2 separate regions of the Homo sapiens genome follow, and region 1 is linked to region 2. A link is an interaction called in ENCODE POLR2A ChIA-PET data of the cell type or tissue named here. Cell type or tissue: PC-9. All regions are shown on one strand.

The links. ChIA-PET counts read pairs that join two places held together with the same protein. Peaks named below come from ENCODE experiments on the same cell type or tissue, not always from the same donor. Only the 100,000 strongest peaks of a DNase experiment are listed, where the experiment ranks them.
Region 1: POLR2A ChIA-PET joins it to region 2 with 5 read pairs; 2 of 35 experiments call an interaction of 5 or more read pairs at or near these places.

The regions. Positions count from the first base shown.
Region 1 is chr10:72,746,468-72,754,467 of GRCh38, forward strand. The region is part of intron 1 of MCU (mitochondrial calcium uniporter); the gene reads left to right. It overlaps LOC124902450 (a long non-coding RNA gene), which reads left to right and starts at 5,127. Exons shown (of 2, transcript XR_007062189.1): 1 at 5,127-8,000. In PC-9, no CTCF peak of the experiment used is centred here; DNase peaks (open chromatin) are centred at 384 and 694; H3K27ac peaks cover 1,228 bases.
Region 2 is chr10:72,287,777-72,295,776 of GRCh38, forward strand. No RefSeq gene overlaps it. Among named protein-coding and RNA genes, the nearest start is that of DDIT4, 18 kb to the left of the region's middle. RefSeq lists an enhancer at 4,462-4,601 and a silencer at 4,802-4,851. In PC-9, no CTCF peak of the experiment used is centred here; DNase peaks (open chromatin) are centred at 3,475 and 4,615; H3K4me3 peaks cover 354 bases; H3K27ac peaks cover 3,208 bases.

The sequences.
Region 1 (8,000 bases), 460 kb after region 2:
ATCTGACTTAAATGCTCTGATTAAGTTGAATGTTTGAATTGTATCTATTAGAACAGTATCCTAAGCAGCAAGCCCAAGTCTGTTATTTTCAGGCCTTCTTCTGGTTCTAGGGTATGTAATAAGACTTCAGTGTTTGAAATGTCTGAAGTTGTCTCCAAACAGAGATTACACTAGCCCTTATGTGTTTGGGGATTCTGTGCTAATTGCATAATTGTAATGTTTAGCAGCCATCTGAAATGTAAACTTAATGCCAAATTTCTTATAATTGCTTCCATGGAAGGTAACCCAGGGTTCAGAAAAAAAATAACTTATTTGGACTTCTAATCCCTGCCGACTCTGAGATATCAAGACATGTAGTTATTATGTACTGAATTGGGGAGGTGACTAATTTATGATCTCTATCTAGAAGTTTGGTAAACACTTAGTGGTAGGTTGCTAGGCATGAATTTAGTCTCTTTGAAATTTGGAAATATAAATGTAATTCTGAACCTAACAATGAAACTGTCTGGGCCTTTTCAGCCTAACTCTGGAAATGTGACCAAAACCAGCTAAAAATATAAACTAAAAATATAACGAAAAAGTTAGGGACTATGTGCAGGGCAGAGGTGCTGATTTTTAACTCTGGTTGCTTCCACTTGCTGCTTTTAGTCCATGTTTAGTGCCTGTGTTTTGCTTCCTCATTCCCCATTGCACTCCTTCTCTGTTGCCATGGGTTTCCCAAGCTGGCATTATGGTCTTCCAGAATCCACTGTTGTGTTGTTTGCAGATATTTCAGGGATCACACAATGTCTATACGAATGTTATAGATACTTAATGCATTCTTGGAGGATTAAGAATATATTCTGAACCAGAAAAGTAAGGAGTAGTGCATTTTTAAAAACTCTGAGTTTTTGTTGGTTTTCTTTTCTTTTCGTTGTTTTAAAAAATATGTTAAAGAATGTATAGTGCTTGTTATGATGAGGTAATAAGGACTGTTCTTGTTACAGATAATTTTGTTGCTTTTGCACTTCGCTGCAGTGCCTGTTATGCCTGCTATTGGTAATACAAAAATTATTTTGGAAACACATAAAAACATAGAAATAGGTCAGGCACGGTGGCTTATGCCTGTAATCCCAACACTTTGGGAAGCTGAGGCAGGAGGATCGCTTGAGCCCTTGAGCCCAGTCAGGGTAACACAGGGAGACCTCGTCTCTACCAAAAAAAGAAAGGAAAAAAATAAAAAAGCTAGATGTGGTGACGTACGCCTGTGGTCCCAGCTATTCTGGAGGCAGAGTGGGAGGATCACTTGAGCCTGGGAGGTCGCAGCTGCAGTGAGCCATGATCATGCCACTGGCTTGACAGAACGAGATCCTGTCTCAGAAAAAAACAAAACCAAACCAAACCATGGAAGTGTAATATGGCCAAATATTTAATTTAAAATATTTTAGTAGCCGTATTTTAAAAAGTGGAAAGAAACAAGTAAAATTAATTTGAATAATATATTTTATTTAACATAATATAAAAATATTTCACTATTCAATATAAAAATTAATGAGTTACATCCTTTTTTTCATACTTAATCTTCAAGAGTCTTACGACAACCATCTTTTTTTTTTTTTGAGACGGAGTCTTGCTCTGTCGCCCAGGCTGGAGTGCAATGGCACGATCTCAGCTCACTGCAACCTCTGCCTCCCGGGTTCAAGTGATTCTCCTGCCTCAGCCACCTGAGTAGCTGGGACTACAGGTGCCCGCCACCACGCCCAGCTAATTTTTGTATTTTTAGTAGAGATGCGGTTTCACCAGGTTGGCCAGTCTGTTCTTGAACTCCTGACTTCAGGTGATCCGCCCGCCTTGGCCTCCCGAAGTGCTGGGATTACAGGCGTGTGCCACCGCACCGGCCAACCGTCTTAATTATCGTTAGATTAGACACATTTTAAGTGCTCAGTAGAGCGTGTAACTGTCATATTGAACAGTGTAGTTCTGCATTTTGTTATCTTTTCCCCATCAGATCGATTAACAAGGAGTGATAAGTAATAACTTTTTTCCTGTCTAGTGAACTATCCAAAGTGAATGTCAAGGAGATATAATGGCTGGGCGAGGTGGCTCATGCCTGTAATCCTGGTGGTTTGAGAAGCCTAGAGGGGAGAATCATTTGAACCCAGGAGTTTGAGACCAGCCTAGGCAACATAGCAAGACCCTGTCTCTACAAATAATAAATTTTAAAAAGGAGATATAAGGAGTCTGGTTAATTCATTCTCTGAAGAAATACTTCATTGTTTAAAAAAAAAAAGATAAACTCTAAGGGAAGGACATCCTGATCCATGTTTGTTACAGTCTCAAGAAAATAATTATAATTTGAAACCTGTTCTTTCCTTGACAGTGGTATTACTTTAAGGAAACAGGTAAACTTTCCATCTGAGGATTAAGATGTTAGAGTCATTTAGCTTCTCTAGAATTTGCCACACAGCATCCTAAATTGGGATGAAAAGCACTCACTATTCCACACTATCAAATAGCTGTAAAACTTGAGAATGTTGGATTATGATGGCTCACGCCTATAATCCGAACACTTTGGGAGGCCAAGGTGGGAGGATTGTTTGAGCCCAGGAGTTCAAGACCAGTCTGGGCAACAGCAACATGGTGAAATCTCATCTCTCCCAATAATTGAAAAAAAAAATGTTGTTTTTTTTTTGCCAGTCATGGTGGCACATGTATGTGGTCTCAGCTACTTGGGAGACTGAGGTGGGAGGATTGCTTGAGCCCTGGAGGACAAGGCTACAGTGAGCCGTAATCATGCCACGGCACTTCATCCTGGACGACTGAGTGAAAAACCTTGCCTCTAAAATCAAAAACCAACTTGAGAATGGTGACATGGGCAGAGATTTTAAATGAGTGATTTATTTTTCTCCAACCTGACTGATAGGAGCTTTTCTTCTAAGGTATAAGGTATTTACTAGAGTGTGAAGCTATTTATATGCAATTATATAATGCAAAGAATATAATTTTATTAGCTTATAATTACAAAATAAATACAACACATTAGGTTGATCAAATTAAATGTTCTGCCTTTTTTGGCCTATTATAGGGACTTGTGTTTGTAAGGACTGCTTTCTATGTCTTGGTGATAGATAAGGATTAAAAGTTAGGTTCTTAAAGGGGGTTAGGATGGCCATATAAGTCACCTCTAAATTGCAGTGCCTTTTGAGTGAAAGAGAGTGCTGACAATAAATATGTTACAGGAGCAGGTGTTAAGCTGGACTATCCCAGGCAAATTGGGACATATGGTCACCCTAGTTAAAGGGTGCTGTTGTAGCTTTGCTACCTTCTTTTTTTTAAATGAGACGGAGTCTTGCTCTGTTGCCCAGGCTGGAGTGCAGTGGCGTGATCTCAGCTCACTGCAGCCTCCGCCTCCCAGGTTCAAGTGATTCTCCTGCCTCAGCCTCCCAAGTAGCTGGGACTACAGGCGTGTGCTACCATGTCCAGCTAATTTTTGTACTTTTTTTTTTTTTTTTCAGTAGAGGCAGGGTTTCACCATGTTGACTGGGCTGGTCTTGAACTCCTGACTTCAGGTGATCCGCCTGCTTTGACTTGGCCTCCCGAAGTGCTGGGATTACAGGTGTGAGCCACTGTGCCCAGCCTTTGCTACCTTCTTTTTGGAGAATCCTGGTAGGCTGTAGGAAGTGAAGTCACAGAATTCATCAGTGTAAAGTTCCTGATCTGTGAGTGAGGTCTCCTTCATCTCAGAGCTTAGAACACTTTTTATTCAGGGAACACTGAACTGGAGAGATTAAGAGGGAAAAGGTAAATAATTTTAATTTAACAGACGAACAGTTTCTCCCATATCTGCAAGAAGGTTTTACGTGCATGAATACCAATGTGACTGAAGGATGTTTCCTTTTAATTGTGTAATATTATTATTTTTAAATTCTAGATTAAGATAATAAAATAGGTACAAAACTGAGCTCTGAGAAAACTTTGTTGCAAGGCATTGATTACAAATTTGATTTTTAAGAGCGTTGTTCAGTACGCTTATTTAGGCTTCTTGTTAACCATCTTTGAGGGAGATATCCTAGCATTTATGTGGATGGGTGTCTAACTGCATGATCCAGTAGGCTTTTACATTTTCAAGAAGTAGGTATGTGACGACACAGATATGCATCATTTGGAGGAGATACTGATTTTTTTCAGACTTTGAAGTCTATATTTAATAAAATTGACCTTTTTTTGATGTACGTGTCTATGAATTTACATAGATTTGTGTAACCACCTTCACAATCAGAATGCAGAACAGTTTCATTGCCCCTAAATTTCTCTTGTGCTGCCCATTTGAATTCAGTTCTTCCTCTCATCCCTAACCCCCCTGACAACCTTTCATTTGTTCTGTTTCTATACTTTTGCCTTTTGCAGATTGTCATATAAATGAAATCAAATAGTTTATAACATTTATGTTGCTTATTTAGCTTAGATTAGCTTATTTCACTCAGCACAATGCCTTTGAGGTTCATCCATGTTATTGCATGTTTCAATAGTTTGATATTTTAATTCATTTTTATTTTTTATTTTATTTTTTTGGAGACAGAGTTTTGCTCTGTTGCCCAGGCTGGAATGCAGTGGCATGATCTCGGCTCACTGCAATCTCCATCTCCTGGGTTCAAGCGTTTTTCCTGCCTCAGCCTCCCGAGTAGCTGGGATTACAGGCACACGCCACCATACCTGGCTAATTTTTTTATATTTTTGGTAGAGATGGGGTTTCACCATGTTGGCCAGGCTGGCCTCGAACTCCTGACCTCAAGTGATCCACCTGCCTCGGACTCCTAAAGTCCTGGGATTATAGGTATGAGCCACCGCACCCAGCCTCAAATGGTTTTTTTTTCTCTAACATCTTCTTCTTCTTCTTTTTTTTTTTTTTTTTTTTTTTTTTTTTTGAGACAGAGTCTCATTCTGTTTCCCCGGGCTAGAATGCAGTGGCATGATCTTGACTCACTGCAACCTCTGCCTCCTGGGTTCAAGTGATTTTCGTGCCTCAGCCTCCTGAGTAGCTGGGACTACAGGCATGCACCACAATGCCTGGCTAATTTTTGTATTTTTTGGTAGAGACGGGGTTTCACCATGTTGGCCAGGCTGGTCTCAAACTCCTGGCCTCAAGTGATCCGCCCACCTTGGCCTCCCAAAGTGCTGGGATTACGGGTGTGAGCCGCTGCACTCCACCTCTTTCTCTTCTTAATGATGTTGTTGTTGCACAGGTTCCCGAGGGTCTGGCTTCCTTTGAGACATTGTTATTAATCCCTCAGTGTCATTCCTTTGAGACATTGTTATTAATCCCTCAGTGTCATTCATTCAGATGCCACTGTGAACATTCTTGTGCAGGCCTGCTTGGGTACATGTGACAGACTTTCTTTTTTTTTTTTCCTGAGACAGAGTCTGGCTCTGTCGCCCAGGCTGGAGTGCAGTGGTGCCATCTCGGCTCACTGCAGCCTCCACCTCCTGGGTTAAAGTGATTCTACTGCCTCAGCATCCCGAGTAGCTAGGACTACAGGCACCCGCCACCACGCTGAGCCAATTTTTTGTATTTTTAATAGAGACGGGGTTTCACCATGTTAGCCAGGATGGTCTCGATCTCCTGACTTCGTGATCCACCCCCCTAGGCCTCCCAAAGTGCTGGGATTACAGGTGTGAGCCACCATGCCCGGCCGCACATTTATATCTTTAATTCATTTGTCTATTTGAAGTCAACCCTTAGGAGATAATACTTTTCACGCATTATCTCAGAGAAGATCAGTCTGCTGAGGACATAAGTGACAGGTCCAGATTTTTTTTTTTTTTTTTAATACTAGAGACAGGGTTTCACCATGTTGGTCAGGCTGGTCTTGAACTCCTGGCCTCAAGTGATCTGCCTGCCTCGGCCTCCCAGTGTGCTGGGATTACAGGCATGAGGCACCACGCCCACCCTCCAAATGTTTTTTTGAATGGGCAAAATAATCCACAGTAAATATAGAATGTGCTTTATGTCTAAATGCTAAGAACATATAGGCATTAATGACGTTGAAAACATTCTTTTCTTAGTACTGTATTGATAAATGTGTGGCTAGCTTTTTGGTGGCAGTAATAAACATGAATAGCAACAAAGCAACAACAAAACTGAGGGCACATTTGGAAGACAAAGAGATATGAAGGACAATATGGGATCTGGTGTTAGTTTTGTTTTGGGTTTTGCCTGCTGCATGGGTCACAGGAAACATTTAGTTACAGAACTGGAGACCTATTAAAATCCTCTCATTTGTAGGCCTGTGGTGTGTGTTTCTTATAGCAGAGCAATGGCTGCTGTGTGACTGTAAGTTTGGAATTTATGGTAATAGAAGCTTTAAATATCCCAAACATTACAGTAAAGGTGGAAGGAGCCCTTCTTAAAGAAGCAAGGTCAAATATTCATTTTGAAGTTGAAATGAATCAACAGGCAGTCTCTGAAGAATGCCATTTCCAAGTTCAGAGAAGATGCAGTTATGCCATCATAACATCATAACAGTCTGCTGGTTTCTGCATGACATGTGGATATAAAACACCATCTTTTCTATTGAGAGGCCCTAATTTAAAGCAAGAAAGTTCAGTGGTTGTGGTGACTTTTTAAAAAGTTGCTTCAAACATTATAGGGTGAAGAATTTTTCTTTCTTGGAGGATACCAGTTAACCTTAGACCTCTTAGATTTGTATTGTTTACATATATCGCTAATGAAATAATTTTTTTCTCACAGTTTAAAGTGATCTGTGAGCATGATTATCTTCCCTAAAATAAGTAACACCCAAAATAAGAATATATGATGTAAAAATTTTAAATGAGTTAATACCAGCAGCAAAAATATTACTTGACATTCCATCATATTAATACATTAAGTTCTAGTTACCAAGAACCCTTTATATTTACTCGTTGTTACATTGTACAATATAGTTTATAAACTGCTTGTTCATTTATCAAATTTCATTCAACATTCCCAGAAATGTCTTGTGCAGTAGGTGGTATTCATTTTTAGTGTATTAGGAATCTGAGGCTGAGAGAGATTATGATATTAATAGTTACAGTTTATTGAGAACCTATTAAGTACCTGGCACCTTAACTTGCATCATTTCATTTAATACTGAAAACCACATAATGGGCCGGGCGTAATGGCTTATGCCTGTAGTCCCAGAACTTTGAGAGGCTGAGGCTGGTAGATCGCTTGAGCCCAGAAGTTTGAGACCAACCTGGGCAACATGGCAAAATCCTGTCTCTATAAAAAATACAAAATACTAGCTGGGTGTGGTGGTGGCATGCGCTTCTGGACCCAGCTACTTGGGAGGATGATGTGGGAGGATTACCGGAGCCTGGGAGATTGAGATTGCAGTGATCTGTGATCACGCCACTGCACTCTAGCCTGGGTGACAGAGCAAGAAGACTTTGTCCAAAAAAAACAAAAAAACAAAACACACACACACACAAACCCACACTATGAAGTAAGTACTGTTTTCAGCCATATTTCCCAGATGAGGAAACTGAGGTTTAGAGTGATTAAGTAACTTACCCTAGATTATATTGCAAGTAGCAATTGTTATATGGTAAGTAGCAGAGTAGGCAGAGCCACCACTAGCTATGAGAGACTTCTGTTTGAATTAGGAAAGTTACCCCCTGTGGTGAACCAATGAGGAAGCCAAACTTCCTCTGGCCTGGCACACCACCCGAAGCAGTAACTTGGGGACCTGTGCTTAGATGCCACTTATTTCAGCATCTGTGAGCTGAACATGGGCAGAATTTCAGCCTTATTTTGCTTCCTTGATGCCTTTGTACTGTGCACAAACTGAGCCACCCTTACCCAAAGGTCTTAAAGCCCAGATTTCAATCCAGGTCTATTTGAGTCCGGAGCTTATATTCTGTTTAATAGCATGCTGCCAATTAATGGCAAAGTTAAGACTTCAGCCAGATTTTCTGATCATCAGTATTTTCCTCCTTCTATTATGTATCATGCAGGTTGGTTGAATTACAGATGACACTGG
Region 2 (8,000 bases):
CACCTTCGCTTCCCAAAGTGTTGGGATTGCAGGTGTGAGCCACCGCATCCAGCCTCAGTAAATATTGCTGAGATTCACTGATCTGTACTTTGGAATGTCTTGGTGAAAGGAAGTCTATAATAACTATATATATATATATATTTTTTTTTTTTCTGAGCACCTACTATATGCCAGGCACTGTGCTAAGTGCCTTACAAACATTATCTCATTCATTCCTCTGAGCAACTGTATGGGAAAGGTGCCACCTGTTTTATAGGTGAGGAAACTGAGGCCAAGAGAGGTTTGTGAAGTTGCTCAAGGACACACAGAGACAGGATTCGAACCTCCACTTGTTTTTTTTGTTTGTTTTTTGAGACGGAGTCTCGCTCTGTCGCCCAGGCCGGACTGCGGACTGCAGTGGCGCAATCTCGGCTCACTGCAAGTTCCGCTTCCCGGGTTCACGCCATTGTCCTGCCTCAGCCTCCCGAGTAGCTGGGACTACAGGCGCCCGCCACCGCGCCTGGCTAATTTTTTGTATTTTTAGTAGAGATGGGGTTTCACCTTGTTAGCCAGGATGGTCTCGATCTCCTGACCTCATGATCCACCCGCCTCGGCCTCCCAAAGTGCTGGGATTACAGGCGTGAGCCACCGCGCCCGGCCTGTTTTTTTTTTTTTTTTAAGACGGAGTCTCACTTTACTGCCTAGGCTGGAGTGCAGTGGCCTGATCTTGGCTCACTGCAACCTCCACCTCCCAGGTTCAAGCAATTCTCCTGCCTCAGCCTCCCTAGTAGTTGGGACTACAGGTGCACACCACCACATCCGGCTAATTTTTTTTGTATTTTTATTAGAAATGGGGTTTCACCATATTGGCCAGGCTGGTCTTGAACTCCTGACCTAAGGTGATCTGTCCACCTCAGCTTCCCAAAGTGCTGGGATTACAGGCGTGAACCACCGTGCGCGGCGAACCTCCACATTTGACCTCCGGGCTAGCAGTGTCCAATAGAAATATAATACAGGGCTGGGTGCGGTGACTCATGCCTGTAATCCCAGAACTTTGGGAGGCCAGGGCGGGCAGATCGCTGAAGTCAGGAGTTCAAGATCAGCCTGGCCAACATGGTGAAACCCCATCTCTACCAAAAATACAAAAATTAGCTCGGCGTGGTAGCAGGCACCTGTAATCCCAGCTACTCGGGAAGCTGAGGCATGAGAATCGCTTGAACTCAGGAGGTGGAGGTTGCAGTAAGCTGAGATCACGCCACTGCACTCCAGCATGGGGGATAGAGCAAGACTCTGTCTCAAAAAAAAAAAAAAGAAATATAATAAGAGCCACATAAGTAATTTAAAATTTTCCATTAGCCTCACTAAAATATAGAATCAGGTGACATTAACTTTAATAACATTTTATTTAATCTGACATAAAAGGCCGGGCCTGGTGGCTCATGCCCGTGTAATCCCAGCACTTTGGGAGGCCAAAGCAGGTGGATCATCTGAGGTCCGGAGTTTGAGACCAGCCTGACCAACATGGAGAAATCCCGTCTCTACTAAAAATACAAAATTAGCCAGGCGTGGTGTTGCATGCCTGTAATCCCAGCTACTCAGGAAGGCTGAGGCAGGAGAATCGCTTGAACCCGGGAGGCGGAGGTTGCAGTGAGCCGAGATCGCGCCACTGCACTCCAGCCTGGGCAACAAGAGCGAAACTCCGTCTCAAAACAAACAAACAAACAAACAAACAAACATTGACATAAAAATGGTATCATTAAACATGAATCAATATAAAAATATGAATTAGGTATTTTACATTTTCTTTAACTATGTCTCCAAAATCTGGTACCTAGTTTATAGTTACAGCATTGCTAAATTTTCTTTTTTCTTTTCTTTTTTTTTTTTTTTTTTTTTGAGATGGAGTCTTGCTCTGTTGCCCAGACTGGAGTGCAGTGGCGCGATCTCCTCTCACTGCAAGCTCCGCCTCCCGGGTTCATGCCATTCTCCTGCCTCAGCCTCGCAAGTAGCTGGGACTACAGGCGCCCACCGCCCCGCCCGGCTAATTTGTGTGTGTGTGTGTGTGTGTGTGTGTGTGTGTGTGTATTTTTAGTAGAGACGGGGTTTCACCGTGTTAGCCAGGATGGTCTTGATCTCCTGACCTCGTGATACCCCGCCTGAGCCTCCCATAGTGCTGGGATTACAGGCATGAGCAACCGCGCCCGGCAGCATTTGCTAAATTTTCATCAGAAAAATGATCTGTATTTAGATTTCATAAAATTTGCAGTTGAAAAACTAGATTCATGTACACAAGTTGTTCCAAACATACTTAAACATTTTCCAATATCTGAATGGAGTATCACTTTTTTTTTTTTTTTTTTTTTGAGAGGGAGTCTTGCTCTGTCGCCTGGGCTGGAGTGGAACGGTGCAATCTCGGCTCACTGCAACCTCCGCCTCCCGGGTTCAAGTGATTCTCCTGCCTCAGCCTCCTGAGTAGCTGGGATTGCAGGTACCCGCCACCACGCCCAGCTAATTTTTGTATTTTTAGTAGAGACAGTGTTTCACCATGTTGGCCAGGCTGCTCTTGAGCTCCTGACCTCGTGATCTGCCCGCCTTGGCCTCCCAAAGTGCTAGGATTGCAGGCATGAGCCATGAGCCACCTTGCCTGGCTGAGTATCACTTTTTAAACTTAGAGGTACATTAATTAAAATTAAATTTAAAAAAATTTTTTTTGAGACGGAGTCTCACTCTGTCCCCCAGGCTGGAGTGCAGTGGCGTGATCTCGGCTCACTGCAAGCTCTGCCTCCTGGGTTCACGCCATTCTCCTGCCTCAGCCTCCCGAGTAGCTGGGACTACAGGCGCCCGCCACTACGCCCGGCTAATTTTTTTGTATTTTTAGTAGAGACAGGGTTTCACCGTGTTAACCAGGATGGTCTTGATCTCCTGACCTCGTGATCCGCCCGCCTCGGCCTCCCTAAGTGCTGGGATTACAGGCTTGAGCCACTGCGCCCGGCCAAATTAAATAAAATTTAAAGTGCAGCTCCTCAGCAGCATTAGGCACATGTCAAGGGCTCAACAGCCACACATGGCAGTGGTCTCCATGTTGGAAGGAACAGCTCCTAGCTGCACGGCCTCGTCTGGCATGAGGGTTGGATGGGTGGGAGAGGGAGGCTGGAGTCCAAGAGGCTGGTGGGAGGAATCTGTAGGGGACTAGGGACCAGCTATGGGAGGAAAGGTTAGGGAAACAGACAGGCAGGCCTAGGCCCACCTACAAATGAGGCAGGATCCCCAGCCATGACTCCTACCAAGCTGCACAGGTCTGGCCCACTCGCTCGCAAGGGGAGTGCCCTGTGGTGGGCTCTTCCCACTAAGGAAGTGATGGCCCTCAAACTCTTGGGTAGAGCTCCTGTCCCCTCCTATACTACTACAAAGGGATCTGGGGGTGGTGCATGAGGCTGGATCTGAGCAGGCTCCAGCTCTGTGGGTGGAGTGATCTTCCTCTTATCTCTCCCATCTGTGGGCAGCTGGGGAGTGTGGTGGTTAAGTACATGGCCCTGGTTAAACAACTCTGAAGTCAGATACACCTGGGTTCCAACCCAGCTCAGCCAATTCCTTGCTGTGTGACCTTGGATAAGTCAAGTATCCTCTCTGAGCCTCAGTTTCCTCATCTGGAAAATGAAAACAAATCATGAAATATTGTAAGACTCTAATTTCTAGAGAGTGCCCAGCTCAATCAATCAAATGATCAATTAACAATCGCTGTTCTTCCCACGTAATGTCCTTTTCCTGTTAAAAACAGGAAAGTAAGCCTGGCGTGATGGCCCGCACCTATAATCCCAGCTATAAATATTTGGGAGACTGAGGCAGGAGGATCACTTGAGCCCAGGAGTTTGAATCCAGCCTGGGCAATATAGCGAGACCCCATCTCTACAAAAACATTAAAAACTTAAAAATTATTTCAAAATAGGAAAGTAGATTGGAGAATGTTGGTGATTATTGGAAAGGAGATAGCAGAGATGAGCTGAAGAGGGAGGGAGTTAATTCCCATGGCTGAGGGTTCCCTTCTAGGGCTCCCCCACATCTCCTGCTGGGGATCCTGCCTCATTTTTAGGTGGGCCCAGGCCTGCCTCTGTTTCCCCACCCTTCCCTGCCATAGACTTGGTTAATCAGCAGGTTGGGGAGGGGGACCTGCTGCTCCCAGAGGCCGTAGGTGCTGGAGCACGAGGTAAGAATGGCCAAGAGCTGGCTGGGCGCAGTGTCTCACGCCTGTAATCCCAGCACTTTGGGAGGCCGAGGTGGGCAGATCACCTGAGGTCGGGAGTTTGAGACCAGCCTGACCAACATGGAAAAACCCCATCTCTGCTAAAAATACAAAATTAGCCGGGAATGGTGGCACATGCCTGTAATCCCAGCTACTCAGGAGGCTGAGGCAGGAGAATCGCTTGAACCCGAGTGGCGGAGGTTGCGGTGAGCCGAGATCATGCCTTTGGACTCCAGCCTGGGCAACAAGAGTAAGACTCGGTCTAAAAAAAGAAAAAAAAAGAATGGCCAAGAGCCATCTTCTAGAAATGGGGAGAATGACTCAAACTGAATCAGGAGCAGGTGAGGTCACCCTGGGTACCTGGAGTTACTCAGAGTGACACTAGTACACGCCTGGCAGGAGTGATGGATGAGCTAGGCTCCAGGAAAGCAGGTGGGGCTGGAAACCACCCAAGACAAGGAAATTGTTGGGTTTGAAATTCCAGGTAAGCAGAGTATGGCCTGAGAGCAGCGGCAGAGGCTGAAAGTGGGCTTGGTCTCGGTATTTTTGAGGCTGAGGTAGCTCCAACTCTCTCCCTCTGAGTCAGCACCCCACTTAAGACAGAAATACTGAGATCTGCGACCCCAGCCTCCCCCACAGCAACTCCACAGTCCCCAAACCTTTGCTCCGCTGGGTCCTCCCAAGTATGGTAGCTGACACAGCCCTGAGCAGCCCACTGTCCTCTGCCCTGCCAAGTCTTCTCACTCTTGTCACTTTGTCCTACATCATTTCTTTGTCTGGCACCCCTCCTAGAATTGGTGCCCCAGAGGTGGGAAAAACCTACCCTGCTCACTGCTCTATCTCCTGGGCTTAGCTCAGACTCTGGCATACGTGAGTGCTTAGTAGAAACTTGATGGGGTATTAAAATTGAGACCTGGGTGGGTTCTCACATTAAATTTCTAACACTCCTTAGGTGGCTTGGGCCCACCCCTCTGAGCCCTGTTTCCACATCTGTAAAGTAGCAAACCATCGCCATGAAGAACAGGGAAGAACCAGGTCAGCAGGCAGGGCGGATGAAGCATCCAGCCAGTTCTAGGAAGTTTCCGATGGCTAATCCTTCAGATGCAGCTTGTAAGCAGGTCAAATACAGAATAGGAAACTGAGGCGCAACGAAGTCATGCTTAGAAGTCTGTCCAGGGAGACCAGTCAAGGCCTCCCCCACACCCTGCAAGCCCTTCTAGGAGCTCTGGTTAAGTCACTCTCGTTCAATCTCCCTGAGAGGTACCATCCACAGGTCCTGAAGTGTGTGGCCTGTCCCTGCTGTGTGAGGTGGCCCTCCCCATTCTGCTTCCTCTTTGAGGTGGCCTGGCTCCTGGTGGTAGGCAAGTGCTAGAAGACAGCAGAGATGGCTGCCTCTGGTGTTGGGAGCTGGAGTCAAAGAGCCAGAGGGGTGTGTGTGTGTGTGTGTGTGTGTGTGTGTGTGTGTATGTTCATTATCCATAAGTACCCACTTGGCCCTCACTATACTCCAAGAGGGAGGCAGTCCAGCCTAGTGGTGAGATGGTGAGATGCTCCCACTATGGAGTCAGGCTGGAGTTGGCCTTGGGGCAGTCCTTCCTTTTTTTTTTTTTTTTTTTTTTTTTTTGAGACGTAGTCTTGCTCTGTAGCCCAGGCTGGAGTGCAATGGCGTGATCTTGGCTCACTGCAACCTCTGCCTCTCGGGTCCCGGTTCAAGCAATTCTCCTGCCTCAGCCTCCCAAGTAGCTTGGACTACAGGCGCCCACCACCACACCCAGCTAATTTTTGTATTTTTAGTAGAGATGGGGTTTCACCATGTTGGCCAGGCTGGTCTCGAACTCCTGACCTCAGGTGATCTGCCCGCCTTGGCCTCCCAAAGTGCTGGGAGTACAGGCCTGAGCCACCGCGCCCGGCCTGGGGCAGTCCTTCCTAAGCCCCAGTCTCCTACCTAAAAAAGATGGTTGTGAGGGTGTGGCATGCTCAGCACTCAGCACAGAGCCTTACTCACCATTAACACTCAACAAACAGCATGTGTTGTTAGTTTTTGTTTTGAGACAGTCTCACTCTGTAGCCCAGGCTAGAGTGCAATCATGGATCACTGCAGCCTTGATCTCCTGGGCTCAAGTGATCCTCCCACCTCAGTCTCCCAAAGAGCTGGGATTACAGGCATAAGCCACCTTGCCCCGCCAGTTTTTAGCCTGTCAGCTCTTTGAGGGACACTTGTTATGGTCATACCCACAGCTTTGACCCTTACCAGGTGGTCAGGTGGATGAATGAATGAGTAGAAAGAAGGAAGAGAAGGCAGGAGGGAGAAGAGGAAGAATGAAGGAAGGGTTGAGTTTGTTCTGGAAGCTCCCAGCTTCCATCCGCACCACACTCTCCCTCTGTCCCCAGGACACCAGGGAACTGACTCAAGGCTCTCCTCTTACCAGGTGCTGTGTGGGGTCCAGGGAGAAGAGCCCATTTGAAATGGGGCACTGGTCTAAACTCTGGACCTGCTGCTCACTATTGACTGAACTTAGCCACTTAAATATTCTCCTCTATAAAATGGGAGTGACCATAGCAACTACCTCGCTGAATTGTAGGGAGACCCAAAAAATGTATATGAATACATTTGTCAACTAAAGAGTGTTAGGGATTATCTCAGTGGAGGGATAGGCAGTGCAGGCTCTGGAACCAGACTTCTTGTGTTCACATCCCTGCTCCACTGCTTGGAGACCTTTGGCAAGGTCCTTAACTCCTCTGGACCTCAGTTTTCTCATCTGTAAAACAGGGATTATACTAGTTCCTACCTCACAGAGTTGTGAAGATTAAATGAGATAATGCATGAAAGGCTTTTCAATAAGAGCAGGGCACACATTAGGCATGATGTCCATGATCAAGTGCCTAATATGTGCCTGCTCTCAGGAAGGATGCTGTGAACTACTTCACACTAAAGTGTAAATGAATGATAAGATCTACTATGCTCCACTCATGCCTGTAATCCTAGCACTTTGGGAGGCCGAAGCAAGTGGATCACCTGAGGTCAGGAGTTCGAGACCAGCCTGGCTAACATGGCAAAACTCTGTCTCTACTAAAATACAAAAGTTAGCCAGGTGGGGTGGCACATGCCTGTAATCCTAGCTATTCAGGAGGCTGAGGCAGAACTGCTTGAACCCAGGGGGTGGAGGTTGCAGTGGGCCGTGATTGTGCCACTTCATTCTGGCCTGGGCGACAAGAGTGAAACTCTGTCTCAAAAAAAAAAAGAAATGATCTACTATACTCTCTCTCAGAGGCATATGAATCGTAACAGGAATTAAAGGAGTGAAACCCCATCTAATTATGGGATTTTAAAAAGTAAGGCATACAGGGGTAGGTAAGGTCCTTCCTAGGGTCCCTCAAAATCACGCCTGCTGCCCACTGCACAAATCCTGCCTGGTCCCAGAGAGGGACCACACACAGAGGAAGGGAGAACATAGTGCCAGTCCCTGAGGAAGCTCCCCTCTGCTGGAGAAACGAGAGGCAACTGGATCCCCCAATACTGCATCACTCCAGCTAAACATGGAGGGCCTTCGGAGGCATGGCAGGCAGTCGCCCGGGCTACAGCAACCAGAAGGGCTTCAAGGACCCTCCAGGGAGCAACAGGAGCCAGGGTGAGGGGGTGGGGAGGGGGATGGGCACTGGATGTGATGAGGACTGACTTGGGACGACTGACATGGGACCAGCGAGGAAGGGGTGGGCACTCTCCCAGGGCAAGACCCTCACTTTCCAATCCGTTTCCCCCTGACTGGCACCTGTAGTACAA